Regions from separate parts of the Homo sapiens genome. Here region 2 is linked to region 1. A link is a loop called in an ENCODE intact Hi-C map of the cell type or tissue named here. Cell type or tissue: CD14-positive monocyte. All regions are shown on one strand. Links, peaks and the distances in the headings refer to the core of each region. The heading gives the core; the rest is flanking DNA.

Region 1 (14,788 bases), core at 6,211-8,710:
TCAAATTTTGGCGCCGAACGGGAGGGGCGGTGACAGCTGAGACCGTGGTCCCCCCGGGGGCACCCACGCCCAGGCTGCTGCTGGCAGCTGCGCCCAGAGCCCGAGGTCTGGGGCATCCCGCAAAGCTGCCCCGTCCATTCCGAGGGGCCTCCCAAGGCACCACACGCGCCAGGGGGCTCCGGGCCCATTTCCATTATGGAAAACTGAGGCACAGGAAGGTTAGGGACCGGTCGGGGAATCCGCACCAGGGGCGTAGCGGAGGCGGGATTCGAACGCGGGACCCTCTTTCCCCCGGGAGCTAGAAATTAGTGACCAATTGGCTGGGCGCGGTGGCTCACGCCTGTAATCCCAACTTTGGGAGTCCGAGGCGGGCGGATCACCTGAGGTCAGGAGTGCGAGACCAGAATGACCACCATGGCGAAACCCCGTCTCCACTTAAAAAAAAAAAAAAAAAAATTAGCCGGGCGTGGTGGCAGGCGCCTGTGACCCCAGCTACTCGGAAGGCTGAGGCAGGAGAATCGCTTGAACCCAGGAGGCGGAGGTTGCAGTGAGCCAAGATCGCGCCATTGCACTCCAGCCCGGGCTACAAAAGCGAACCTTCGTCTGAAAAAAAAAAAAAGAAAAGAAAAGAAAAGAAAGTTAGTGACCAACTGCTGTCTGCTTTTGGGGAGAGGGTACGGGGCCGCGGGAGAGAAATCCCGGACCCTGGGACTATGCAGCCCGTGAGGGCCCCAGTCCCGACCCGTCCATTCCACTGACCTCCACCCGGCACCGCCACTCCCACCCGGGGAGTGGATTTTGGCGCCAGATTTTAAAAATCTCAGCCTAACGGCTGTGGCTGGCTCCCAGCCCGGAATGCGAGCCTGGAGCCCGGATTCCGGAACCTGGATCTGGAGGAGCCCGGATTCCAGAGCCTGGTTCTGAGGGAGCTCGGATTCCGGAGCCTGGATCTCGGGGAGCCCGGATTCCGGAACCTGGATCTGAGGGAGCTCGGATTCCGGAGCCTGGATCTCCAGGAGCCCGGATTCCGGAACCTGGATCTCAGGGAGCCCGGATTCGGAGCTTGGGTCTGAGGGAGCTCGGATTCTGAAGCCTGGATCTCGGGGAGCCTGAATTCTGGAGCCTGGATTCTGGGCTGTGGGTCTTGGGAAGCCGAATTCTGGAACATAGATTCCAGAACTTGAAGGCCAAACCTGGTATCTAAGATCAGAATTCAGGACCCTGGAGTTGGAACCTTGTGACCCCAACAGAAATCCGGGAGGCAAGCAGAGCTCTGGGGCCGTGGCTGGCAGCTGCCTGTTAAATGAGTGAATGGAACAGTGAAATCAACACATATTTGCGTGGCTTCTACTTTGTGGCAGGCACTGGGGGGACAGAGGGGAAGCGAGTACACATTATAAATAAGTGAATTAGGTAGGGCGCAGTGGTTCACACCTGCTATCCCAGCATTTAGAGAGGCCGAGGCAGAAGGATTGCTTGAGGCCAGGAGTTCGAGACCAGCCTGGACAACATAGTGAAAGCCCATCTCTACAAAATATACAAAAATTAGCTAGGCGTGGTGACTCATGCCTGCAGTCCCAGCTACTTGGGAGGCTCAGGTGGGAGGATCACTTGAGCCCAGAAGGTAGAGGCTGCAGTGAGCAGAGATTGAGTCACTGCCCTCCAGCCTGGGTGACAAGAGTAAGACCCTGTCTCAAAAATAAATAAATAGGGCTGGGCTTGGTGGCTCACACCTGTAATCCCAACACTTTGGGAGGCCGAGGCGGGCAGATCACCTGAAGCCAAGAGTTTGAGACCAGCCCAGCCAACACAGTGAAACCCTATCTCTATTAAAAATACAAAAATTAGCCGGGCATGAGGGAGCACGCTTGTAATTTCAGCTACTTAGGAGGCTGAGGCACGAGAATTGCTTGAACTCGGGAGGCGGAGGTTGCAGTGAGCCGAGATTATGCCACTGCACTCCAGCCTGGGTGATGGAGTGAGACTCTGTCTCAAAAATAAATAAATAAATAAATAAATAAGTGAATTGTATGGCATGCTAGAGGATGGTGAGCATGAGGAAGAAAGAAAGTGGGGTAAATGCTGGGGCATGTGTGGAGTAGGGGTAGAGGTGGGCCTCTTAGAAAAGGGCAAGACAGGGTCTCGCTATGTTGCCCAGGCTGGTCTCAAACTCCTTGGCTCAAGTCATCTGCCTGCCTTGGCCTCCCAGAGTGCTGGAATTACCGGCATGAGCCACCGTGCCCAGCTTATATTCACTTTTCTTATCTCACAGTTTCTGTGGGTCAGGAATCCAGATGTGGCTTAACTTTGGCATCCTCTGTCTCAGGGCTCTGAAAGGTGGCAACCAAGGTGTCTCTGGGGCAGAGTCCACTTCTAGACTCACTCACACGTGGTCAGAAGGATTCTGTTCCTTGCAGACTGTTAGACCAAGAGCCTCAAATCCTGGCCCACTGCTGTCCAGGGCCTGCCTCCGTTCATCAGGAGGAGCTGGGGGTGAATTAGTCAGGGTTCTCCAGAGAAACAGAACCAGCAGGAGGGGAGAGAGAATAAGAGATTTTTTTTTTTTTTTTGAGACAGAGTTTTGCTCTTGTTGCCCAGGCTGGAGTGCAATGATGCAATCTCGGCTCACCACAATCTCTGCTTCCCGGGTTCAAGCGATTCTCCTGCCTCAGCCTCCCCAGTAGCTGGGATTACAGGCATGCGCCACCACACCTGGCTAATTTTGTATTTCTAGTAGAGATGGGGTTTCTCCATGTTGATTAGGCTGGTCTTGAACTTCCGACTTCAGGTGATCCGCCTGCCTTGGCCTCCCAAAGTGCTGGGATTACAGGCGTGAGCCACCACACTCGGCCAAGAGATTTATTATAAGGTATTGATGCACGGGGGCTGACAAGTCACAACATCTGAAGTCTGCAAGCTGGAGACCCAAGAGAGCCGATGTTCCTTTTTATTTTTATTTTTTTTGAGATGGAGCTTCGCTCTGTTGCCCCAGCTGGAGAGCAGTGGCATGATCTCGGCTCACTGCAACCTCTGCCTCCTGGGCTCAAATGATCCTCCCCCCTTAGCCTCCCGAGTAGCTGGGATTACAGGCATGCGCCATCACGCCCGGCTAATTTTTGTATTTTTAGTAGAGACAGGGTTTCACCATGTTGGAAAGGCTGGTCTCAAACTCCTGACCTCAAGTCTCCTGCCTCCCAAAATGCTGGGATTACAGGCGTGAGCCACCATGCCCGGCTGAGAGCTGATCTTTCTGTTTGAGTCTGAAGACAGGAAAAAGCTGATGTTCCAGTCTGAAGGCCTTCAGGTGGGAGGAATTCTCTGCTCCCCAGGGGAGTGGCAGCCTCTGTATTCCATCCGGGCCTTCAGTGAATTCCGCAAGGCCCACCCGTGCTAGGGAGGGTAGTGGGTTTGAGTGACTCAGTGAGTCTACTGATGCAAAGGGTCAAAGGCTCATCTCATCTAATAACCCCCTCACCGGCATGCACAGAGTAATGTTTGACCAAATATGCAGGCACCCACAGCCCAGCCATGATGGCATATAAAATTAACCACCGGGCGGGGCGCGGTGGCTCACGCCTGTAATCCCAGCACTTTGGGAGGCTGAGGCTGGTGGATCACTTGAGGTCAGGAGTTCAAGACCAGCCTGGCCAACATGGCAAAACCCCGTCTCTACTAAAAAATACATAAATTAGCCAGGCGTGGTGGTAGGTGCCTGTAGTCCCAGCTACTGGGGAGGTTGAGGCATAAGAATCACTTGAACCCATGAGGTGGAGGTTGCAGTGAGCCAAGATTGCACCACTGCACTCCATCCCGGGTGACAGACTGAGACTGAGATTCTGTCACCAAAAAAAAAAAAAAAAAAAAAAAAATTAAGCATCATACAGCCGGGTGCAGTAGCTGCTCATCCTGTGATCCCAGCCCTTTGGGAGGCCAAGGAGGAAGGATCGCTTGAGGCCAGGAGTTCAAGACCAGCCTGGGTAACAGAGCAGGGCCCCATATCTACAAAAAATAAAATTAGCTGAAAGCGCCTTTGCAAAAGTTCTATCAGTGAGAAAAAAAAATTTTTTTTTTTTGAGACGGAGTCTCGCTCTGTCGCCCAGGCTGGAGTGCAGTGGCACAATCTCGGCTCACTGCAACCTCCGCCTCCCGGGTTCAAGCGATTCTGCTGCCTCAGCCTCCCAAATAGCTGGGACTACAGGCACGCGCCACCATGCCCAGCTAAGTTTTGTATTTTTAGTAGAGATGGGGTTTCACCATGTTGGCCAGGATGGTCTCGATCTCATGACCTCGTGATCCGCCCGCCTTGGCCTCCCAAAGTGCTGGAATTACAGGCGTGAGCCACCACGTCCAGCCGAGAAAATTATAACAGTAGGCTAAACTAACTAACCCCCATCTTGCCTTAATTATTCCTGGGCTATTGGGCCCAGCTAACTTGGGAAGACATTTAGGCTACAGTTTAAGTGATAGTAGACCTTGCACAAAACCCAACAGCTTTTGTCAAGCTAACCTGAGGCCTTCAGGTTGAGGGAGGAGGGGAGCCTGACATCTGTTAAGGTGCAAACGTTATTCTGGAGGTTATAAGATATGCAGCTTCCAGGCCAGGTGCGGCGGCTCACGCCTGTAATCCCAGCACTTTGGGAGGCCAAGGCGGGTGGATCACTTGAGGCCAGGAGTTCAAGACCAGCCTGGCCAACATGGTGCAACCCCATCTGTACTAAAAATACAAAAATTAACCAGGCTTGGTAGCCCATGCCTGTAGTCCCAAATACTTGGGAGGCTGAGGCAGGAGAATCGCTTGAACCTGGGAGGCAGAGGTTGCAGTGAGCCGAGATCTCACCACTGCACTCCAGCCTGGGCGACAAAGCGAAACTCAGCATGCAAAAAAACAAAAAAAAAACAAAAAAAAAACAAAAAAAAAGAGATGTGGTTCCCCCAATTACTCCTGCAAATAACACCATTATTGTAGTTTGGCCTTTTGAGATGTCTTTCCACGTGTTTTGCATGTCTGACACCCGTGGCTCCACCTGGACTGACAACCCTGCTCCTGAGGTTCCACACAGAAGCGATCTGGCCGGCAGGAGGACCCCTGCAACCTGCTGTGAGTCCATCTCTGCCCCCAACCAACCAGCAGCAAGCACCTGTTTACCTGGCCCACTCCCACTCCTTCCCACAAAACTGCCCTTGAAAAACCCCTAACCTAGGCTGGGCGTGGAGGCTCACGCCTGGAATCTCAGCACTTTGGGAGGCTGAGGTGAACGGATCACCTGAGGTTAGGAGTTCGAGACCAGCTTGGCCAACATGGTGAAACTCCATCTCCACCAAAAAAAAAAAAAAAAAAATTAGCTGGATGTGGTGGCGTGCACCTGTAATCCCAGCTATTCAGAAGGCTGAGGCGGGAGAACCTCCTGAACCCAGGAGGCAGAGGTTGCGAATTGCTTGAACCCAGGAGGCAGAGGTTGCAGTGAGCTGAGGTGGCGCCACTGCACCCCAGCCTTGGTGACAGAGCGAGACTCGTCGCAATAAAGAAAAACCTCTAACCTATGAGGTTTGAACAAGTTGATTTATGAATTCCATCTCCCACGTGGCGTGGCCAGCCTCATGTCTATTAAACTCTTTCTCTACTACAATGCTGTGGTCTCTTTCTCTTTCGTTGTTTCCTTTCTTTTCTTTTTTTTTTTTTTGAGACAGTCTCACCCTGTTGCCCAGGCTGGAGTGCAGTGGCTCAATCTCAGCTCACTGCAATCTCCGCCTCCCGGGTTCAAGCGATTCTCCTGCCTCAGCCTCCCGAATAGCTGGGATTACAGGCGCCCGCCACCACTATGCTCGGCTAATTTTGTATTTTTAGTAGAGACGGGGTTTCTCCATGTTGGCCAGGCTGGTCTCGAACTCCCGACCTCAGGTGATCTGCCCACCTCGGCCTCCCAAAGTGCTGGGATTACAGGTGTGAACCACCGCGCCCAGCCTCTATTTTTTTTTTTTTTTTAAGTAAAATACTTTGTTAGACTGGGGGTCTCCCTATGTTGCCCAGGCTGGTCTCAAACTCCTGGACTCAAGGAATCCTCCCACTTTGGCCTCCCAAAGTGCTGGGATTACAGGCGTGAGCCCCTGCACCCAGTCACGTGGTCTTTCTTTATGCAGTGGGCAGGAAGAACCCCTGCATAGCGGGGTGTGGTGGCCCATGCCTGCAATCCCAGCTATTTGGGAGGCTGAGATGGGAAGATTCCTTAAGTCAGGAGTTCAAGGCTGCAGTGAGCTGCGATGTCACTGCATTCAAGCCTGGGCAATAGAGCGAAGCCCATCTCTAAGAAAAAAAAAAAAAAAAAAATTAACCACCCTGGGGGATCACTGGAGCCAGGCCCGAAGCTGCCCACCATGCTAGCATTGTCTGCAATGCCTGCTGCCGGGGGTTCCAGCTGTTCCGATGTCTGTGAGCAAGTGTGTAAGTTGTAAAATACTCAGTGCAAGGCGAATGATTCCTGTCCATTGTGTAGCAAGAAATTTTGCCTCGACCAGAGAGAGATCTGGCTTTTGTTTCAGCCACTGGGAGGTGACTCTTAGGCCCCAGGAATGTCCTGCCTGATGGATATACCGTTCTGTTTTTTTTTTTTTTTTGAGACAGAGTCAGAGTCTCACTCTGTCTCCCAGGCTGGAGTGCAGTGGTGCGATCTCAGCTCACTGCAAGCTCCGTCTCCCGGGTTCAAGCGATTCTCGTGCCTCAGCCTCTCGGAGTAGCTGGGATTACAGGCGCCTTCCGCCACACCCAGCTAATTTTTGCATTTTTAGGAGAGAGGGGGTTTCACCATGTGGGCCAGGCTGGTCTCGAACTCCTGACCTCAAGTGATCCATTCGCCTTGGCCTCCCAAAGTGTTGGGATTACAGGTGTGAGTCACCGCGTCCGGCATTCGAGTGGCTTTCGAGGTCACTACAGTAGGGGAGGTGTACGGAGCACTTTCTATGCCAAGCCCATTCTAGGTCCTTGTTTTGGGTAAACATTTCCACAACCTGACTTTTCCCATGAAAAGAGGGAGTTTCAGGGAGGCTAAGCCACCAACCCAAGGACACACAGCTGATGACGGCTGCAGGTGGGATTTGAACCAGGCAAACGTGACCTCAGACAGAGCCTCTCCTTCTCCCTCTCTCTGCGAGGCATAGTCCCAGACCTGCCAGCCTCTTGCTGTGCACAGTTTCCCTGCCCCTCCCCTGCCACTGTCCTCAGAATTTCCCAAATGTGCCTCAGCCTTCGCCGTAGCCTCCGCTGCCACCTGGCGTGGTGATCCCACCTCCTCCCACCCCAGGCCTGTCTTACAAATGTCTGCAAGTTCAAATGATGACTCAGCTCCATCCCGAAACCTCTCCTTGGGGACAGGAGTCATGTCTTGCTCGTTTTGTTCATCTTTGCAGAAAAACATGATGTCAGAGCCCAGCCGCTGCCAATCACTTCCTGGCTACATCCGGAGTGACACGCAGACCCCTCCCCGCAGCCCCCAAAGCCCGTCTCTGTGAGCTCATCTTCCCGGCTCTCCCTCTTGCTTACTCTGTTCCACCCCCAGGGCCTCCTTGGGATTCCTCAAATGCAACAGGTGAGGTCCTGCGTCAGGGCCTTTTCAAACACTGTGCCTGCTGCCTGGGACCTCTGCCCCCAGAGCCCCTTGAACCTGACTTTTTACCGTTTTTTTTTTTTGAGACAGAGTCCTGCTCTGTTGTCCAGGTGGGGTGCAGTGGCATGATCTCGGCTCACTGCAATGTCTACCTCCCAGGCTCAAGTGAGTCTCCTGACTCGGCCTCCTGAGTAGCTGGGATTACAGGCATCTGCCACCACGCCTGGCCAACTTTTTGTATTTTTAGTAGAGACGGGGTTTCGCCATGTTGTCCGGGCTAGTCTCGAACTCCTGACCTCAAGTGATCTGCCCTCCTTGGCCTTCCAAAGTGCTGGGATCACAGGCATGAGCCACTGCACCCAGCCCGCCCCCACTTTTTTTTTTCTTTTTGAGGCAGGGCCTTGTTTTGTCGCCCAGGCTGGAGTGCAGTGGTGCGATCATAGCTCACTGCAGCCTCAAACTCCTGGGCTCAAGTGATCCTCCTGCTTTAGCCTCCCGAGTAGTTGGGACTACAGGTGTGCCCATCAGACCTGGCTAATTTTTAAAAAATTATTTGTGGCTGCGTGCGGTAGCTCACACCTGTAATCCCAGCACTTTGGGAACTCGAGGCGGGTGGATCATGAGGTCAGGAGTACGAAACCAACCTGGCCAAGATGTGAAACCCCATCTCTACTAAAAATTAGCCGGGCGCAGTGTAATCCCAGCTACTTGGGAGGCTGAGGCAGAAGAATCACTTGAACTCGGGAGGCAGAGGTTGCAGTGAGCTGAGATTGTGCCACTGCACTCCAGCCTGGGAGACAGAGAGAGACTTCGTCTCAAAAAAAAAAAAAAAAAAAAAGGCCAGGCGTGGTGGGTAACACCTGTAATCCCAGCATTTTGGGAGGCCGAGGTGGGCGGATCACGAGGTCAGGAGATCGAGACCATCCTGGCTAACACGGTGAAACCCCATCTCTACTAAAAATACAAACAATTAGCCGGGCGAGGTGGCGGGCGCCTGTAGTCCCAGCTACTCTGGAGGCTGAGGCAGGAGAATGGCGTGAACCTGGGAGGCGGAGCTTGCAGTAGCCGAGATCACACCACTGCACTCCTGGGTGACAGAGCCTGGGTGACAGAGCGAGACTCCGTCTCAAAAAAAAAATTATTTGTAGAGATGGGAGTCTTGCCAGGTTGCCCAGGCTGGTCTCGAACTCCTGAGCTCAAGCGATCCTCCCCACTTGGCCCCCAAGGGGCTGAGATTACAGGCATGAGTCTACCCTTAGAGACAGAGGCTGCACGAAGTCATGATCACACCACTGCACTCCAGCCTGGGCAATACAGGGAGACCTTGTCTCAAAAAAGAAAAAGAGAAAGGAACTAATCTCATTAGAAGACTCCACTCTCATGAGCTCATCTGACCCTAATCACTTCAAAGCCCCCCCGCAACACCGTGCCCAGCCTGCAGTACGTTTTTTTATTTTTTATTTTTATTTACTTATTTTTTTGAGATGGAGTCTTGCTCTGTCACCCAGGCTGGAGTGCAGTAGCGCGATCTCGGTTCACTGCAAGCTCCACCTCCTGGGTTCACACCATTCTCCTGCCTCAGCCTCCTGAGTAGCTGGCACTACAGGCGCCCGCCACCACGCCCGGCTAATTTTTTGTATTTTTAGTAGAGACAGGGTTTCACTGTGTTAGCTGGGATGGTCTCGATCTCCTGACCTCGTGATCTGCCCACCTCAGCCTCCCAAAGTGCTGGGATTACAGGCGTGAGCCACCACACCCGGCCACATTTTTTTTTTAACTCTGAATGAATGCAAAAACCTCTATGCTGGATAAAATTTTAAAAATTTATTTTGTTTAAAGCCAAATACGGTGACTCACGCCTGTAATTCCAACACTTTGGGAGGCCGAGGCAGGCAGATCATTTGAGGTCAGGAGTTCGAGATCAGCCTGGCCAACATGGCAAAACCCTGTCTCTACTAAAAATACAAAAAATTAGCTAGGTGTGGTGGAGGGCGCCTGTAGTCCTAGCTACTTGAGAAGCTGAGGCAGGAGAGTCACTTGAACCCAGGAGGTGGAGGTTGCAGTGAGCTGAGATTGCGCCACTGCACTCCAGTCTGGGTGACAGAGCGAGATTCTGTCTAAAAAAAAAAAAAAAAAAAAAGATTATGACAGGATTACTCATACTGATTATTCCTCTCACCTCAGGCTCCAAGATGGCCTCGGCGACACTGTTATTGATCTCATTTTTTATTTTATTTTATTTTTAGACACAGGGTCTCCCTCTGTTGCCCAGGCTGGAGTGCAGCGACACAATCATAGCTCACTGCAGCCTCAAACTCCCAGGCTCAAGTGATCCTCCCACCTCAGCCTCTCACGTAGCTGGGACTACAGGTGCGCACCACCACGGTCGGCTAATTTTTAAAATTTTTGTAGAGATGGGGTCTCCCTATGTTGCCCAGGCTGGTCTCAAACTCCTGGGCTCAAGCAATCCTCCTGCCTCGGCCTCCAAAAGTGCTGGGATTACAGAGGTGAGTTCTGGCGCCCAGCCCAAAGATAATAGCACACATTTCCTGAGTGCTTACCTGATTCTGGGAATTTCCTCCTTCAATGCCTGTGATGAAGCCTTTGTGTGACTGTTCCCATCTTACAGAGAAAGAAACTGAGGCTGGAGCTCATTTTCTTTTTTTTTTTTTTTTTGAGAAAGAGTCTCACTCTTGTTGTCCAGGCTGGAGTGCAGTGGCACGATCTCGGCTCATTGCAACCTCCACCTCCCGAGTTCAAGCGATTCTCCTGCCTCAGCCTCCTGAGTAGCTGGGACTACAGGCATGCGCCACCATGCCTGGCTAATTTTTATATTTTTAGTAGAGATGGAGTTTCACCATGCTGGCCAGGCTGGTCTTGAACTCCTGACCTCGGGTGATCCACCCGCCTCGGCCTCCCAACATGCTGGGATTACAGGCATGAGCCACCACGCCTGGCCCGGCTGGAGCTCATTTTCTGAGCTCAAAGGCACAGAGCTCAGAGTCTCTTGAAGATATTCCAAGATACTCCAGATATTCTAAGATGCCTGGAGCCAGGGCTGGAAAAAGGAGGCACAGGTGGGCTTGGGGTCTAGAAAGAGAAGCCTGGAGGGTGGAGGACCATGGGGGTCCAGGCAGTCAGTCTGGGAGAAAACAAGGCCAAGTCAGTGTTGACAGAGGAGTAGGGTTTTCCTGCTGAAGACCAGAGGAAGACAGCATCCCAGGCGGAGGAAACAGCTGACAAAGGCTGGGCCTCTCGCAGAGGAGGTTGTTATGGCTGGCACGGGGGACACACGGAAGAAGGACTTGGACACATATTCTCTGAGGCCCTGCTTTGCTCGCCTTATTTTATTTATTTTATTTGCTTTATTTTTGACACAGTGTCTCGCTCTGTCTCCCAGGCTGGAATGCAGTGGTGCAATCTCGGCTCACTGCAACCTCCACCTCCCGGGTTCAAGCGATTCTCCTGCCTCAGCCTCCCGAGTAGCTGGGATTATAGGCATGTGCCACCATGCCCAGGTAATTTTTGTATTTTTTGTAGAGACGGGGTTTCACCATGTTGGCCAGGTTGGTTTTGAACTCCTGACCCCAGATGATCCACCTGCCTCAGCCTCCCAAAGTGCTGGGATTACAGGCATGAGCCACCGTGCCCAGCCCTTATTTTATTTATTTATTTGAGACGGGGTCTCACTCTGTTGCCCAGGCTGGAATGCAACTGTGCAATCCCGGCTCACTGCAGCCAGGAACCCCTGGGCTCAAGTGATCCTCCTGTCTCAGCCTCCGGAGTAGCTGGGTGCACACAACACACCCCATTCTTTCTTTCTTTTTTTTTTTTTTAAAGACTGAGTCTCACTCTGTCACTCAGGCTGGAGTGCAGTGGCACGATCTCGGCTCACTGCAATCTCGGCTTACTGCAACCTCTGCCTCCCAAGTTCAAGCAATTCTCCTGCCTCAGCCCCCAGAGTAGCTGGGATTACAGGCATGTGCCACCACGCCCGACTGATTTTGTATTTTTAGTAGAGATGGGGTTTCTCCAGGTTGGTCAGGCTGGTCTTGAATTCCCAGCCTCAGGTGATCCTCCTGCCTCAGACTCCCCAAGTGCTGGGATTACAGGAGTGAGCTACCGTGCCCGGCCTTTTTGTTTGTTTGTTTGTTTGTTTGTTTGTTTTGGGGAGGATGGAGTCTCTCTCTGTCACCATGCCATGTGCAGTGGCATGATCTCGGCTCACTGCAACCTCCACCTCCTGGGTTCAAGTGATACTCCTGCCTCAGCCTCCTGAGTAAGCTGGGATTACAGGCGCGTGCCACCACGCCCAGCTAATTTTTGTGTTTTTAGTAGAGACAGGGTTTCACCATGTTGGTCAGGCTGGTCTCGAACTGACCTCACGATCTGCCCGCCTCAGCCTCCTAATGTGCTGGGATTACCCAGCCTGCAATACTTTTTAAAAATCAAAATCAATGCCCAAGTATCCATGAGGAACAAAATATCAAAATTGTAAATAAAGACAGAATCTGACTTTGCACTTATCCCACCCACCTCCCTGATCTTCCTTATCTTCAGCTCATGTTGGCCATGTTGGTCAGGTTGGTCTCGAACTCCTGACCTCAGTTGATCCGCCCGCCTCGGACTCCCAAAGTGCTGGGATTACAGGCGTAAGCCACCGCGCCCGGCCGATTTAACTTTTAAATTGAAATTATAAAATATAAATATGTATGTTGCATGCGTAAAACATTGCATAAAGTTACATAAAACGTTGCAACCGCCACGGTCCCCTTATCCCCCGCCTCCAGCCCAGTGCCCCGCCCGTCCGTCCCTCTCTTCCGGCGCTGAGGGCGCAGAAACTCGGCGCGGCCACCAGATGGCGCCACCGCGCCTCGCAGCCCCGGGACATTTCGTGCCCCAGCGGTGGGCGGCGCGGAGGAGGTGGGATGCGTCAGCCGGACCCGCGGGCCGGGGAGCCGGGCAACTGGGGAAAGTGAGCCGCCGGGCGGAGGCCAGACCCCAGGCTGGCGGGGGAGGGGACTCAGATGTGAGTCACCCGGGAGCCCCCAGTCGACCGTGGGAGACGTTGTCATGCGGGGCCTGCCAGCCTCGCTCCTGAACAGCCTTCCCGGGGCGGCGGAGTCCTGCAGGCGGCCGTGCCTGGCGCACACGCGTGGCTCCAACACGAACTAGCCTATGGCCTCACCAAGCCTCAGTTTCCCCTTTTGCATAATGCACATAAGCATCCCCCCTGCTTCCCAGGTCTTGGATTAAATCATCCATGAATCCGGAGGGGTGGGGGGTACCAGGTCCGCACCACGCACTCAATGCAGGTCAGCGCCCACCCCGGAGTGAGAAATAAAAGTAGCCGTCATCCTTGCACGTGGGCCCTGGGTGGCGGCGTGCAGCCGGAGCCTGCACCATTCCCCTCAACAATGGCTTTCTCCAGGGCCTGGAGGCCTCCGCACGGGCAAAGGCTGGAACGCCAGGCAGCCGGCGGGGGCGGGGCCGCGCCACCTGCACCTCCCACGCGCACCCCACCCTGATACTCGCGGGGTCGGCGAGGAGGCGCCCACTTTCTTCTCCAGAGCGCCCCGGGCTTTGCAACCTCCCACTTTCGGGGCCCTCGAGGAGGCCTCCCGCGACCACCAGGTGACAGCTGATGTGTATTGGGCTCTTACTGTCAGCCGTATTTTATGCCATGCTCTGCAAACCAGCGAGGCCGGCGCTGCAGACCCATTACTCAGACGGGAACAGAGAGGCCGGGAGAAGCGAAATCACCCAGGGGCTGGGGTCGTCGCAGCCAGGAGAGACTCCGGCCCTCACCACCACCTGGGCGAGATCACGCTGCAAACGGGGCCCCTTCCCGGTGCAGCCCCTCCACCCCCAGCAGAACTTGGGAAAGGCGCGGTCCGGGACTCTCCGCGGATCGGGAGGGGATTCCAGGCCCCCCCGAAAGTCCGGGCCGCCTCGCGCGCTGGAAATCCCGCGCGCGCCCCGAACCGCGGCTCGGCTGCCGGGAAATCAGGAGAAAAAAACTTCTGCTTTTTTTTCTTTTCTGGCATTCGCGGTCACCTACCCGGCCCCCGCGCGCCCTCCTCCCGGTTCTCGCCCCCACGTGGGGCGCCCCCGCACGCCGCTCCTCCCCCTCCCCTCCGTCGGCCAACCGCAGAGCTAGCTGCACTCGCCCTTGTCTTTCCACCAATAGGAGGGGCGAATGACTCCACTGAGGCCACGCCCAATGTTCAAGTCTATAAAAGTCGGTGCCGGAGGCTCCCAGCTCAGATCGCCGAAGCGTCGGACTACCGTTGGTTTCCGCAACTTCCTGGATTATCCTCGCCAAGGACTTTGCAATATATTTTTCCGCCTTTTCTGGAAGGATTTCGCTGCTTCCCGAAGGTCTTGGACGAGCGCTCTAGCTCTGTGGGAAGGTTTTGGGCTCTCTGGCTCGGATTTTGCAATTTCTCCCTGGGGACTGCCGTGGAGCCGCATCCACTGTGGATTATAATTGCAACATGACGCTGGAAGAGCTCGTGGCGTGCGACAACGCGGCGCAGAAGTAAGTAGCCGGGGCTGCCGCCGCCTGAGGTCAGCCGGGACGGGATGGGTCGGGTTGGGCCGGGCCGGGAGCGGAACGTAGCACCCGGTGGTCCGCCCGTCACTGATCCCTCTTTCCTGGTCTCAGGATGCAGACGGTGACCGCCGCGGTGGAGGAGCTTTTGGTGGCCGCTCAGCGCCAGGATCGCCTCACAGTGGGGGTGTACGAGTCGGCCAAGTTGATGAATGTGTGAGTCAGACCCCCTTCCCGGGCTGGGCGCGGGTGGGACGGGACCTCCCCTCCGCTCTGGACGCTTTCCGCACGCTTGTCTTGCATGGAGCTGGGACTTCCCCAAGTGCCCCCCGCTGTGGATGCAGAGCTTCTCTGCCGTTTTGTGGATCGGGGGCTGCCGTATCCTGATGTATCGTCTGCAAACACCCCTCCCGCCGTGGGCCTGTCTCCCCCTACCCCATACTTTGAACCGTGTGCCCTCCCCTCCCCCCACCGTCACCAGCTTGCAGAGGCAATCCCCTGCACCCTTGCAGTTTCTCTTTTGCTCTTGCACGCTCCTTTTTTGCAAACTCCCCCTGCACGGTGGCCCCTCCCCTGTCCCCGGCTGACCCATCCCTACCCTTTGGCCCCCTCAGGGACCCAGACAGCGTGGTCCTCT
Region 2 (12,390 bases), core at 7,035-9,534, 280 kb after region 1:
AGCCTTTGGATGACTGCTTCACTTCAATTGCAGCCTTTGAAACACCCTAAAACAGGGCTGCATGTGGTAGCTCATGCCTATAATCCCAGCACTTTGGAAGGCCGAGGTAGGCAGGTCACTTAAAGTCAGGAGTTTGAGACTAGCCTGGCCAACACGGCAAAACCCCATCTCTACTAAAAATACCAAAATTAGCCAGGCATGGTGGCGGGCACCTGTAGTCCCAGCTACTAAGGAGGCTGAGGCATCAGAATCACTTGGACCCAGGAGGCAGAGGTGACAGCGAGCTGAAATCATTACCATTACACTCCAGCCTGGGCAACAGAGTGAGACCCTGTCTCAAAAGAAAAAAAAAGAAGAAGAAGAAGAAGAAAGAAAGAAAAACAAAGACCCTGAAAACAGAAGACCCATATGAACTGCATCTGAATTCCTCACCCACAGAAACTGAGATAACACATGCTGTTCTAGCCACTTAGTTTTGTGTTTGTTTGCTTGTATTTTGAGACAGGGTCCTGCCCCATCACCCAGGCTGGAGTGCAGTGGTGCAATCACAGCTCACTGCAGCCATGACCTCCTGGGCTCAAGCAGTCCTCCCACCTCAGCCTCCCGAGTAGCTGGGAGCATGTGCCACCATGCCCAGCTAATTTTTTACCTAATGTCACACAGGCCAGTCTTGAACTCCTGGATTCAGGAAACCCTCCCACCTCAGCCTCCCAAAGTGCTGAGATTACAGGCATGAGCCACAATGCCTGCTGGCACTAAGTTTGGGGGAAAATTTGTCATATGGCAGTAGGTAACTAATACACATACATACTAGAAAAACTATAGGTTGTACTAAGTTCTGTGAAGAAAGAATGAGAGAGACTTCTGTGCAGGAATTAGCCAAGTCAAATGTACTGAGAAGGCCAGGTGTGGTGGCTCACACCTATAATCCCAGCACTTTGGGAGGCTGAGGTGGGTGGATCACTTGAGGTCAGGAGTTCAAGACCAGCCTGGCCAACATGGTGAAACCCTGTCTGTACCAAAAATATAAAAATTAGCAGGGCGTGGTGGTGGGCGCCTGTAATCCCAGCTACTCGGGAGGCTGAGGTAGGAGAATCGCTTGAACCTGTGAGGTGGAGGTCGCAGTGAACCGAGATCATGCCACTGCACTCCAGCCTGGGCGACAGAGCAAGACTCCGTCTCAAAAAAAAAAAAAAAAAAGAAAAAAAAGTACTGAGAAGTGGGGAGAGAAGAGAGGATAGTTGACAAAAAGATGGAGAAGGGCTTGCTGCATTTGAGGAGTTGGAAAGCCAGCCTGGCTGAATGTTCGTGAGCAGTAGGGAGATGGGAGATTAGGGACAGTCCCATAGACCGTGCTATGGAACTTGGATTTTACCGTAATTACAGTGTGATTCATTGAAGGATTTTAAGTAGGTGAAGGTTGTCATCTAATTTTAATTCTTAAGATTATTTTGACTCGTGTGTAAAGAAAGGCTGAATTATAGAGAAGCAAGAATGGAAGCAGGGAGACTACTTCAGAGCCCTCTGGGCAAGAGTTGGGCTGGGTGCCTTGGCGCACACCTGTAATCCTAGCACATTGGGAAGCCATTGCAGGAAGATCGCTTGAGCCCAGGAGTTCGAGACCAGCCTGGGCAACATAGTGAGACCCTATCTCTATTTCTAAGAAAAGACTTGACGGTAGTTTAGCTGAGGGCATTGACAGGAGAAAGGACAGTGGGTGAATTTGAGAAATATTTTGGAGGGTGAATTGACAGGACTTAGCACTGGTTTGTCTGTGTGGGTTGCAGGAGAAGGAGGTGTTGGGGGTGACTTCTGGTTTTCTGCTTTGAGCCATCCGATGGATTCTGGTGCTCACTAAAATAGGAAAGACTGGAGGAGGCACAGAGATTGAAAGCGTCAAAAGACAGAGTTCAGTTTCACAGAGGCTATAAATGAGACATCTACAAGTTCTTAGCATTTAATGCCATTTTCTGCCTGCGTGGCGCTGATGTCATCATGTGGAACACACTGTTTCTGGTAGCTATTTTTATTATTAGATGCAGAGTGATCTGACTCTGTTTCTGCTTTCCATAACTCACGACAAGAAAAAGATGGCTTGTAACATAAGCACACCAGGTAGACGCCACAGGACGACTCCTTCCTAAGGGGAATTCATAGCATGCGATATTTATTCATAATTGTTTGGAGAATCAGCCTGCTCAGGGAAAGAGCTACGTAAGCTTTGGGCTTTGATTCATTCAGTACGTGTTTTTGAAAACCTCCTGTGCACCAGAAGCCATGTAGGAGCAGATGTCTTCAGAGCGCAACAGAAAAAAAATACTAATAAAATATAAAATAACATAAAAGCAGCACAGTGGTGCATACCTATAATCCCAGCACTTTGGGAGGCTGAGGTAGGAGGATCTCTTGAGCCCAGGAGTTGGAGACAAGCCTGGGCAAGATGATGAGACCCTATCTCTATAAAAAAAAAATACTGACAAATTGACTGACTTCAGTATTTCAAAAATCTTCCATAGTAAAAAACACCATGAATGGGCTTAATAGACAAGTGACAGACTGGGAGAAAAATGTTGATACTATATGAGACAGAGCCCTTGATAGAAAATAGAAAATAAACATCTTAAAATAAAAATAGGAAGGGTGATGAATGAGCAATTCACAGGGGAACCAATATAAGAGGTGAATAAATATAAGAAAAGAGTCTCAATCCATGAAGATAATCATGAAAATACAAAATAAAACAAGGGGCCAGGCACGGTGGCTCACACCTATAATCCCAGTACTTTGGGAGGCTGAGGCAAGAGGATAACTTGAGCCCTGGAGTTCAAGACCAGCCTGAGCAACATAGTGAAACCCTGTCTCTTCAAAAGAAAAAAATAAAAAATAAAAAATAAATTAATCACCCAGGTGTGGTGACACATGCCTGTCACCCCAGCTACTGGGAGGAGGGAGGATTGCTTGAGCCCAGGAGATCAAGGCCACAGTGAGCTATGATCATGCCACTGACCTCCAGCCTGGGCAACAGAGCAAGTCCCTGTCTCAAAAACCCAAAACAAACAAACAACAACATCAAAACAACAACAAAAACGGCTGGGCAAGGTGGCTCACGCCTGTAATCTCAGTGCTGTAGGAGGCCAAGGCAGGCGGATCACTTGAGGTCAGGAGTTTGAGACCAGCCTGACCAACGTGGTAAAACCCTGTCTCTACTAAAAATACAAAAATTAGCTGTACCTGTAATACCAGCTAGGTGGGAGAATCACTTGAACCCAGGGGGCAGAGGTTGCAGTGAGCTGAGATTGGTCCACTGCACTCCAGTCTGGCAACAAGAGCAAAACTCCACTTCAAAAACAAAAACAAAAAAAACAGAGAAAAAATTGAAAAAATCTGAATGTAGACTGTTTATTAAATAATCATGTCAATATTCAGTAATGTTTAATTTCCTGAATTTAACAATTATACTGTATTTATGTAATAGAATGTCCTTGTTCTTAGGAGATACAAAATACATGATGTCTGGAACTTTCATTTGAATTGTTCGGCAAAAAAATAATAATTATTATACATATACACACACATAAGAAGAGAAAAAAGGAAATTTGGTAAAATGTGAAGAATAAGTGAATCTAGGTGAAGAGCATAAGAAAATTCACTGAAAGCCGGGCGCAGTGGCTCACGCCTATCATCCCAGGGAGGCCGAGGGGGGTGGATCACCTGAGGTCAGGGGTTCAAGCCCAGCCTGGGCAACGTGGAGAAACCCCGTCTGTACTAAAAATACAAAAATTAGCCAGGCGTGGTGGCATGCACCTGTAATCCCAGCTACTCAGGAGGCTGAGGCAGGAGAATCACTGAACCTGGGAGGCGGAGGTTGTGGTGAGCTGAGATCACGCCATTGTACTCCAGCCTGGGCAACAAGAGCAAACTCCATCTCCAGAAAAAAAGAAAGAAAAGAAGGAAGGAAGGAAGGAAATTCATTGAAATATAAACGTGGATTTTTTGTTTTGGTTTGGTTTGGTTTTTGGTTTTTGGGGGCTTTTTTTGGAGACGGAGTCTCACTCTTATTGCCCAGGCTGGAGTGCAGTGGTGCAGTCTTGGCTCACTGCAACCTCCACTTCCCAGGTTCAAGTGATTCTCGTGCCTCAGTCTCCCAAGTATCTGGGACTACAGGTGCCTACCACCATGCCCTGCTAATTTTTTGTATTTTTAGTAGAAACAGGATTTCTCCATATTGGCCAGGCTGGTCTCGAACTCCTGACCTCAAGTGATCCGCCCGCCTCAGCCTCCCAAAGTGCTGGGATGACAGGCATGAGCCACCGCATCCGGCCTCACATGACATTTCATTATCACATCTTCTTAGGCTCCTCCTGGCTGTCACAGTTTCTCAGATGTTCCTTGTTTCTCATGATCTGGACAGTTTTGAGGAGGACGGGTCAGATATTTTGTGGAATATTTCTTGACTGGGGTTTCCTGATAGTTTTCTCATCGTTGGACTAGAGCTGTGTTTCTGTTGTTTGTTTTTGAGGAAGACTATAGAAGTGAGAGGCCATCCCCATCACATCACATCATAGCAAAGCCCATGCAGTCAACATGACTTACCACTGTTGACACTGACTGGGTCACCTGGCTGACATAGTAGTTGTCAGGTTTTTCTACTGTAAAGATCCTTATTCTTTTTTTGTTTTCTTTTTTTTTTTTTTTTTTTTGAGATGGAGTCTCCCTCTGTAGCCCAGGCTGGAGTTCAATGGCATGATCTCAGCTCACTGCAACCTCCACCTCCCTGGTTCAAGCAATTCTCCTGCCTCAGTCTCCCAAGTAGATGGGATTATAGGCGCCCGCCACCATGCCTGGCTACTTTTCGTATTTTTAGTAGAGATGGGGTTTCACCATGTTGGCCAGGCTGGAGTTTTACCGTGTCGCTTAGGCTGGTGTTGAACTCCTGGTCTCAAGTGATCGTCCTGACTCAGCCTCTGAAAGTGCTGAGATTACAGGCATGAGCCACCAAGCCCAGCCAATTATTTTGTGTGTGTAGAGACAGACTCTTCCCATGTTGCTCAGGCTGGTCTTGAACTCCTGGATTCAAGCAATCCATCCGCCTCAGCCTCCCAAATAGCTGGGACTATAGGTGCGTATCACCACACCTGGCTAACACTTGTTTTTCAGGTCCTTCAACTTGAGCTATCCTGGTGTAGTTGTTTGCTACTATGGTTTTTTTGTTTGTTACTATGGTTTTTTTGTTTGTTTGTTTGTTTGTTTTTTGAGATGGAGTCTCACTCTGTCGCCCAGGCTGGAGTGCAGTGGTGGGATCTCAGCTCACTGCAACCTCCGCCTCCCAGGTTCACTCCATTCCCCTGCCTCAGCCTCTCGAGTAGCTGGGACTACAGGTGCCTGCCACCACGCCCGGCTAATTTTTTGTATTTTAGTAGAGATGAGGTTTCACCGTGTTAGCCAGGATGGTCTCGATCTCCTGACCTCGTGATCCGCCCACCTCGGCCTCCCAAAGTGCTGGGATTACAGGCGTGAGCCACCGCGCCCGGCGGCTACTATGGATTTAGTTAGTGTTCTCCTGATGTCTAATGACATTGAGCTCTTTTCCTCATACTTATGGGCCATTTGCCTATCCTGTTTTTTGGAATGTCTAAGTGTTTTGCCCATTAAGAGAATTGGGTCATCTCTCTTCTCACTGATTTGTAGGAGTACTTGATATTTTTATAAAGTACATATTGCAAATGTCTTCACCCACTCAATGGCTCAATTTATCCCTCTATTTTGATGGCATCATTATTTTAATGAAGTCTAATTGTTGATTAAAAAAAAAAAAACTTGGCCAGGTGCAGTGGCTCACACCTGTAATCCCAGCACTTTGGGAGGCCGAGGTGGGCGGATCACCTGAGGTTGGGAGTTCGAGACCAGCCTGACCAACATGGAGAAACCCCGTCTCTACTAAAAATACAAAATTAGCCGGGCGTGGTGGCAGGTGCCTGTAGTCCCAGCTACTTGGGAGGCTGAGGCAGGAGAATTGCTTGAACCCGGGAGGCAGAGGTTGTGGTGAGCCGAGATCTCGCCACTGCATTCCAGCCTGGGTAACAAGAGTGAAACTCTGTCTCAAAACAAAAACAAAAACAAAAACAAAAACAAAAAAAAACTTTATGGTTAGCGCTTTTTGCTTTCTAAGAAAATTTTGCCTACCCCAAAATAGACTCTATATTTTCTTCTGAAACCCTTGTGGCTTTACCTTTTGCAGATTGTATTTGTATAACTCTCAAAAACAGGCAGCACCCACCCATGGTATCAAACGCTAGGTCAGTGTCACCCTCTGGGGAGGCAGTGAGTAGCGGGAGTGTGGGGGGACTGGGAGGCAGTGAGTAGCGGGAATGTGGGGGCACTGCTTAGGTTTGGTTTCTTGGTGTAGGTGCCAATGATATGGGCGTGTTCCCCTCATGAAAATTCATCATGATGTTTGCTTCTTTTGAGACAGAGTCTCGCTCTTGTCACCCAGGCTGGAGTGCAGTGGCATGATCTCGGCTCACTGCAACCTCCGCCTCCTGGGTTCAAGCAATTCTCCTGCCTCAGCCTCCCGAGTAGCTGAGATTACAGGTACCCACCACCACGCCCGGCTAATTTTGGTATTTTTTAGTAGAAATGGGGTTTCGCCATGTTAGCCAGGCTGGTCTCGAACTCCTGACCTCAGGTGATCCACCTGCCTCGGCCTCCCAAACTGCTGGGATTATAGGTGTGAGCCACAGCACCCCACCCATGATGTTTGCTTATCATTCACACTTTGGTGTAGGTATGTTACACTTGCATTAAGTCTTTAAAATGCCTGTAGTCCCAGCTACTCAGGAGGCTGAAGTAAGAGGATCACTTGAGCCCAGGAGTCCAAGGCTGCTGTGAGCTATGATGGCGCCACTGCACTCCAGCCTGGGGAACCTATCTCTTAAAGAAAAAAAGAAGAAGGAGAAGGAGAAGAAGGAGAAGCCTGGCACAGTGGCTCACACCTGTAATCCCAACTTTGGGAGGCCAAGGCGGGAGCATCGCTTAAGATCAAGAGTTTGAGACCAGCCTGGGCAACACAGCAAGACCCTATCTCTAGAAAAAAAAAGTATCCAGGCATGATGGCACATGCCTCTAGTCCTGGCTACTCAGGAGGCTGAGGGAGGATTGCTTGAGCCCAGGAGGTCGAGGCTGCGATGAGCTGTGACTGCACCACTGCTCTCCAGCCTGGAAAGAAGACACACAGAAAGAGAGACCTTGTCTCAAAAATAAATAAAAACTGGCTAAGCACAGTGGCTCACGCCTGTATTCCCAGCACTTTAGGAGGCCGAGACAGGTGGATCACCTGAGGCCAGGAGTTTGAGACCATCCTGGCCAACATGGAGAAACCCCGTCTCTACTATAAATACAAAAAAAAAAAAAAATAGCCAGACATGGTGGTGTGTGACTGTAGTCCCACCTACTCTGGAGGCTGAGACATGAGAATCACTTGAACTCAGGAGGCAGAGGTTGCAGTGAGCCAAGATCGTGGCACTGTGCTCTAGCCTGGGCGACAGAGCAAGATTCTGTCTCAAAAAAACAAAAATTAAAATTAAAAAATAATAAATAAGTAAATAAAAATGTATAAAGGTTGAAAAAGCACCATTAACGAAAGAGAGGGAGACAGAGGAACGGGGCTCCCCAAGTCTACCTGGGCTTGGCAAGAATTCGGGACCACCGTGAGCTGATGAGAATTTCTGGTTTCTGGTGGGCTTCGCGGGTCCTCGCGCGCCCACGCTGCCGGGCCTCATGTCTTTGACCCTGCATCCCACAGGTATCTCAGGGCCAGCCTGGCTCCCTGGTCCACTGCGTGCATCCTCTTGGCTCCATCAAAGCACGAGCACCCGGTAGGACATCCCTGCTTCGGAGGATGTTTTCTCCGTGTCATTCTGAAAGGAGACCCGATTCTAAGAGCAAAACTCTAGCAGCAGGGCGGTCCCTAGGCTCTGGCCCAGGTGGCTGCAGAAGGAGCCACGCCTTGTCGATCACAGCCCTGGCAGCTGCGGACGCACGTGGGTGCCCGCGGGAGAGGCCGTGGCTGCCGCGCCCCCTGGCGGCTCCGTGCGGAATCGCCCCGGCTCCCCATTTCCGAGACCACATCCCGGATGCTTGGACTCCAATCCAATGTTAATTTTTTATTATTTAGTTATTTATTTAGAGACGGAGTCTCACTCTGTCGCCCAGGCTGGAGTGCAGTGGCACAATCTCGGCTCACTGCAACCTCTAACTCCCGAGTTCAAGCGATTCTCCTGTCTCAGCCTCCTGAGTAGCTGGGATTACAGGTGTGCACCACCACACCTGGCTAATTTCGTATTTTTAGAGATGGGGTTTCTCCATGTTGGTGAAGCTGGCCTCGAACTCCTGGCCTGAGGTGATCCTCCCGCCTCGGCCTTCCAAAGTGCTGGGATGACAGGCGTGAGCCACTGCGCCCGGCCTTTTTATTATTTATTTTATTATTTTTAATTTTATTATTTTATTTGAGACAGTCTCACTCTGTCGCCCAGGCTGGAGTGCAATGGTGTGATCTCGGCTCACTGCAACCTCCGCCTTCCAGTTCAAGCGATTCTCCTTCCTCAGCCTCCCGAGGAACTGTGATTACAGGCACCTGCCACCACACCCAGCTAATTTTTGTATTTTTAGTAGAGATGGGGTTTCACCATGTTGACCAGGTTCATCTTGATACCATAGTAAAGCAGGAGGAAGGAAGGGAGGACCCATGTACCCCTGAATCTAAAATTTAAAAACAGGCCGGCGCGGCAGCTCACCCCTGTAATCCCAGAAATTTGGGAGGCCGAGGTGGGTGGATCACTAGAGGTGAGGAGTTCGAGACCAACCTGGCCAACGTGGCAAAACCCCATCTCTACTAAAAATACAAAAAAATTAGCCGGGCATGGTGGTACATGCCTGTAATCCCAGCTACTGTGGAGGCTGAGGCAGGAGAATTGCTTGAATCCAGGAGGTTGAGCCTGCAGTGAGCTGAGATCGCCCCACTGCACTCCAGCCTGGGTGACAGAGCGTGACTCTGTCTCAAAAAATAAATAAAATTTAAAAATAATAACTAAAATTAGCTGGGCGTGGTGTCCATGCTTGTAGTCCCAGCTACTTGAAAGGCTGAGGTGGGAGGATCGCTTGAGCCCAGGAGGTTGAGGCTACAGTGAGCTATGCTCACGGTGCTACACTCCAGCCTGGGCAACAGAGCCAGACCCTGTCTCTAAAAAGAATAATTTGACCTAAGATATTTTTGCAAGATGGAGAACAGGATGGGGAAGGTCACTTTGTTTTAGGTTTTCAAGTTACTCAGTTTGGGGTGAAATGTTTTCCTTCAAAGATACCGGGACATTCCAGAGTCAGTGACAAATTATTTTTCCTAATGGCAAAACGGTTTGGGACATGGATTTGACACATTTATCTAGAGAGTACCATGTGTCTGGGCTTCTCCTCCTCTGTACTGTGGACATTTGGGGCTGAATTATTCTGTGGGGTGGGGCCATCTTGGGCACTGCAGGGTGCTGAGCAGCGTCTCTGGCCTCCACCCACTCAATGCCAGGCGCACCCCCCAGTTGTGACAACCACAGATGTCCGCAGACATCGCCCTGTGTCCCGGGGAGGACAACTGCGCCCGTTGAGAAGCACCAATTCTGCAAAAGAGAAAAACACTATTTGTTTCCTCCTCGTGGCTTCCTGGGACTTACCCTGGAGGGGTTTGCAACATAGTCCCTGCTGGGTCAGGCTTTGTAGGAACTGCACCCCAAGCGTACAGAGAAGCAGAGGGCAGAGCCTTCCTAATTCCACGATTACACCTGGAGGTTCAACCTACTCCTGGAGCCCTGAGTCACGACTTACATGAAACCCAAGTTTAATTACCGCTTCTTTGCTCTGCGCATCTCTGACAGGAATATTCAGAACTACCCTATTTCAAACTTGTGTGGGATCAAGCAGCCATTATCTATGACACGCTTCTCATCAAGTCGCGCAGAGAAGCCACTGGTTCTGGGATGAGATGACAGCTCCCCCTCGCCACCCCTCCTCTTCTCCACCCCTTGGTGATTCCAAAACAAACTTTCTGGAGGTCTCTCAAAGGCTTGGGCTGGGTTTGGGGTCAACTGGGAAGAGACTGTGCAGGCTTTCCTGGTGATGGACACGAGATGGGAGGAAATGAGCCGAGGTCGTCTACGAAGACTGAAGAGCGTGCCGGCTGCGGCTGGGATACACGGCTCCTGCAACAGTGTCCACAGGTGTTTCCGGGAGTGGGATTCTCCAAACAGAGGCATCGCGATCACCTGGGCTGCTTGTCTACAGTGCAGATCCGGCCCGGCGCGGTGGCTCACGCCTGTCATCCCAGCACTCTGGGAGGCCAAGGCGGGTGGATCACCTGAGGTCAAGAGTTCAAGACCCGCCTGGCCAACATGGTGAAACCCCCATCTCTACCCAAAATGCAAAAATTAGCTGGGCGTGGCGGCGGGCACCTGTAATTCCAGCTACTGGGGAGGCTGAGGCAGGAGAATCACTTGAACCCAGGAGGCAGAGGTTGCAGTGAGTCAAGATGGCACCACTGCACTCCAGCCTGGGCGACAGAGTGAGACTCTATCTCAAAAGAAAAAAAAAAAATGTAGGCCGGGCGCGGTGGCTCACACCTGTAATCCCAGCACTTTGGGAGGCCGAGGCAGGTGGATCACGAGGTCAGGAGATCGAGACCATCCTCACTAACACGGTGAAACCCCGTCTCTACTAAAAATACAAAAAATTAGCCGGGCTTGGTGGCGGGCGCCTGTGGTCCCAGCTACTCGGGAGGCTGAGGCAGGAGAAGGGCATGAACCCAGGAGGCGGAGCTTGCCGTGAGCGGAGATCGCACCACTGCACTCCAGCCTGGGCGACAAAGCCAGACTCCGTTTCCAAAAAAAAAAAAAAAAAAAATGTAGATACATGTGGGTGGGCCCCAGTTGTGTGTTCATCAAGCTCTCTGGGTGACTCTTGACACCCACCAAACTTTAAGACCCAGTGGTCCATCTCTGTCCTGCTTCGGGCATGAGCCACCAAGCCCGGCCCTGACTTATTTTTAATTTTTCGAGACAGGGTCTTGCTCTTTTGCCCAGGCTGGAGTGCAGTGCTGTGATCATGGCTCACTACAACCTCAAACTCCCAGGCTCCAGTGATCCTCCTGCCTCAGCCTCCTGAGGAGCTGGGACTACAGGTGAGCACCACCGTGTCTGGCTAATTTTTTTTTTGGTACAGATGGAGGCTCACCATCTTATTTTTTGTTTTTCAGACGGAGTTTCGCTCTTGTTGCCCAGGCTGGAGTACAGTGGTGCGATCTTGTCTCACTGCATCCTCCGCCTCCCAGGTTCAAGCGATTCTCCTGCCTCAGCCTCCCGAGTAGCTGAGGTTACAGGCTTGCGCCACCACGCCCAGCTAATTTTTGTATTTTTAGTAGAGACAGGGTTTCACCATGTTGGCCAGGCTAGTCTTGAACTCCTGACCTCAGGTGATCCGTCCGCCTTGGCCTCCCAAAGTGCTGGGATTGCAGGTGTGAGCCAGGGCGCCTGGCCTGGAGTGTCTGATTTAGGCCTGGGGTGAGGCCCAAGACTTGGTGTTTCTACTGTGCCCCCAGGCCACGCTGCTGCTGCTGAGCTGAGGACAGTCTAAAATGCATCCAGGGTTCCCCTTCTACCGCCCCGGCTCTGTGGACACTGGGGCCAGATCATTCTCTGGAGGGGGCCGTCCTGGGCCCTGCAGTGTGCTAAGCAGCAACCCTGGCCTCCACCCCCACCATTGCAACAACCACTCACGTCCCCAGATGCTGCCCAGCTAAGTGTGCCCCGGGGGAAGAGCCACCCAGGTGAGAAGCTCTGCCTGAGACCTGAAGCGCCCACCTGCCTCCCACAGCCAGGCCCCTTCAGCACTAGACCCAGCAACCCTGGGGTGGCTGTTCTTTGAATTTTGTGACTTTTTGGTGTGTCATTTTTGGGAGATGACAGAGGTAGTGGCTGAACCTGAAACTTCGCCCCTGCAGATCTCGGTTCTTCCTGCTATTGCAGGGGTGGAGAAGGTGGGTGCTTGAGCCAGGGTCCTGAGCCAGAGTCCCTGCCAGGGCTCCGCCAGGTTCAGACGCTCACGGGTGGGGTGACCTCGGGCCTGATAGCCAGGCCTCGGTTTCTCTGTCTCTAGCATGAGGGTGCCGGTGCCCAACCTTGGCTTGTGGGAAACAGGAATTCACAGTCCACGAAAGCTTAGAGGACTTTCAGGGAGTTGTTCTTTCATTTTTATGTTTTTGAGACGTAGTCTCGCTCTGTTCCCCAGGCTGGAGGGCAATGGTGCTATCTCAGCTCACAGCAACCTCCGTCTCCTGGGTTCCAGCGATTCTCC

Evidence for each region. A loop is a pair of places that touch in the nucleus more often than their neighbours do. Peaks named below come from ENCODE experiments on the same cell type or tissue, not always from the same donor. Only the 100,000 strongest peaks of a DNase experiment are listed, where the experiment ranks them.
Region 2: a loop joins it to region 1, with 2.1 times the contacts of the local background. A loop is called at or near these places in 11 of 110 quality-filtered maps.

Annotation. Positions count from the first base shown.
Region 1 is chr19:2,462,264-2,477,051 of GRCh38, forward strand. GADD45B (growth arrest and DNA damage inducible beta) reads left to right here and starts at 13,864. Exons shown (of 4, transcript NM_015675.4): 1 at 13,864-14,139; 2 at 14,266-14,367; 3 at 14,766-14,788. The coding sequence starts at 14,096. RefSeq lists silencers at 109-178, 12,505-12,644, 13,015-13,124 and enhancers at 7,288-7,387, 13,865-13,934, 13,936-14,523, 14,505-14,594, 14,524-14,788 and 1 more. In CD14-positive monocyte, for the core only: no CTCF peak of the experiment used is centred there; a DNase peak (open chromatin) is centred at 7,378.
Region 2 is chr19:2,741,320-2,753,709 of GRCh38, forward strand. No RefSeq gene overlaps it. Among named protein-coding and RNA genes, the nearest start is that of SLC39A3, 7.5 kb to the left of the region's middle. RefSeq lists silencers at 8,037-8,106, 8,117-8,166. In CD14-positive monocyte, for the core only: CTCF peaks have their summits at 8,109 (motif pointing left) and 8,308; a DNase peak (open chromatin) is centred at 8,062.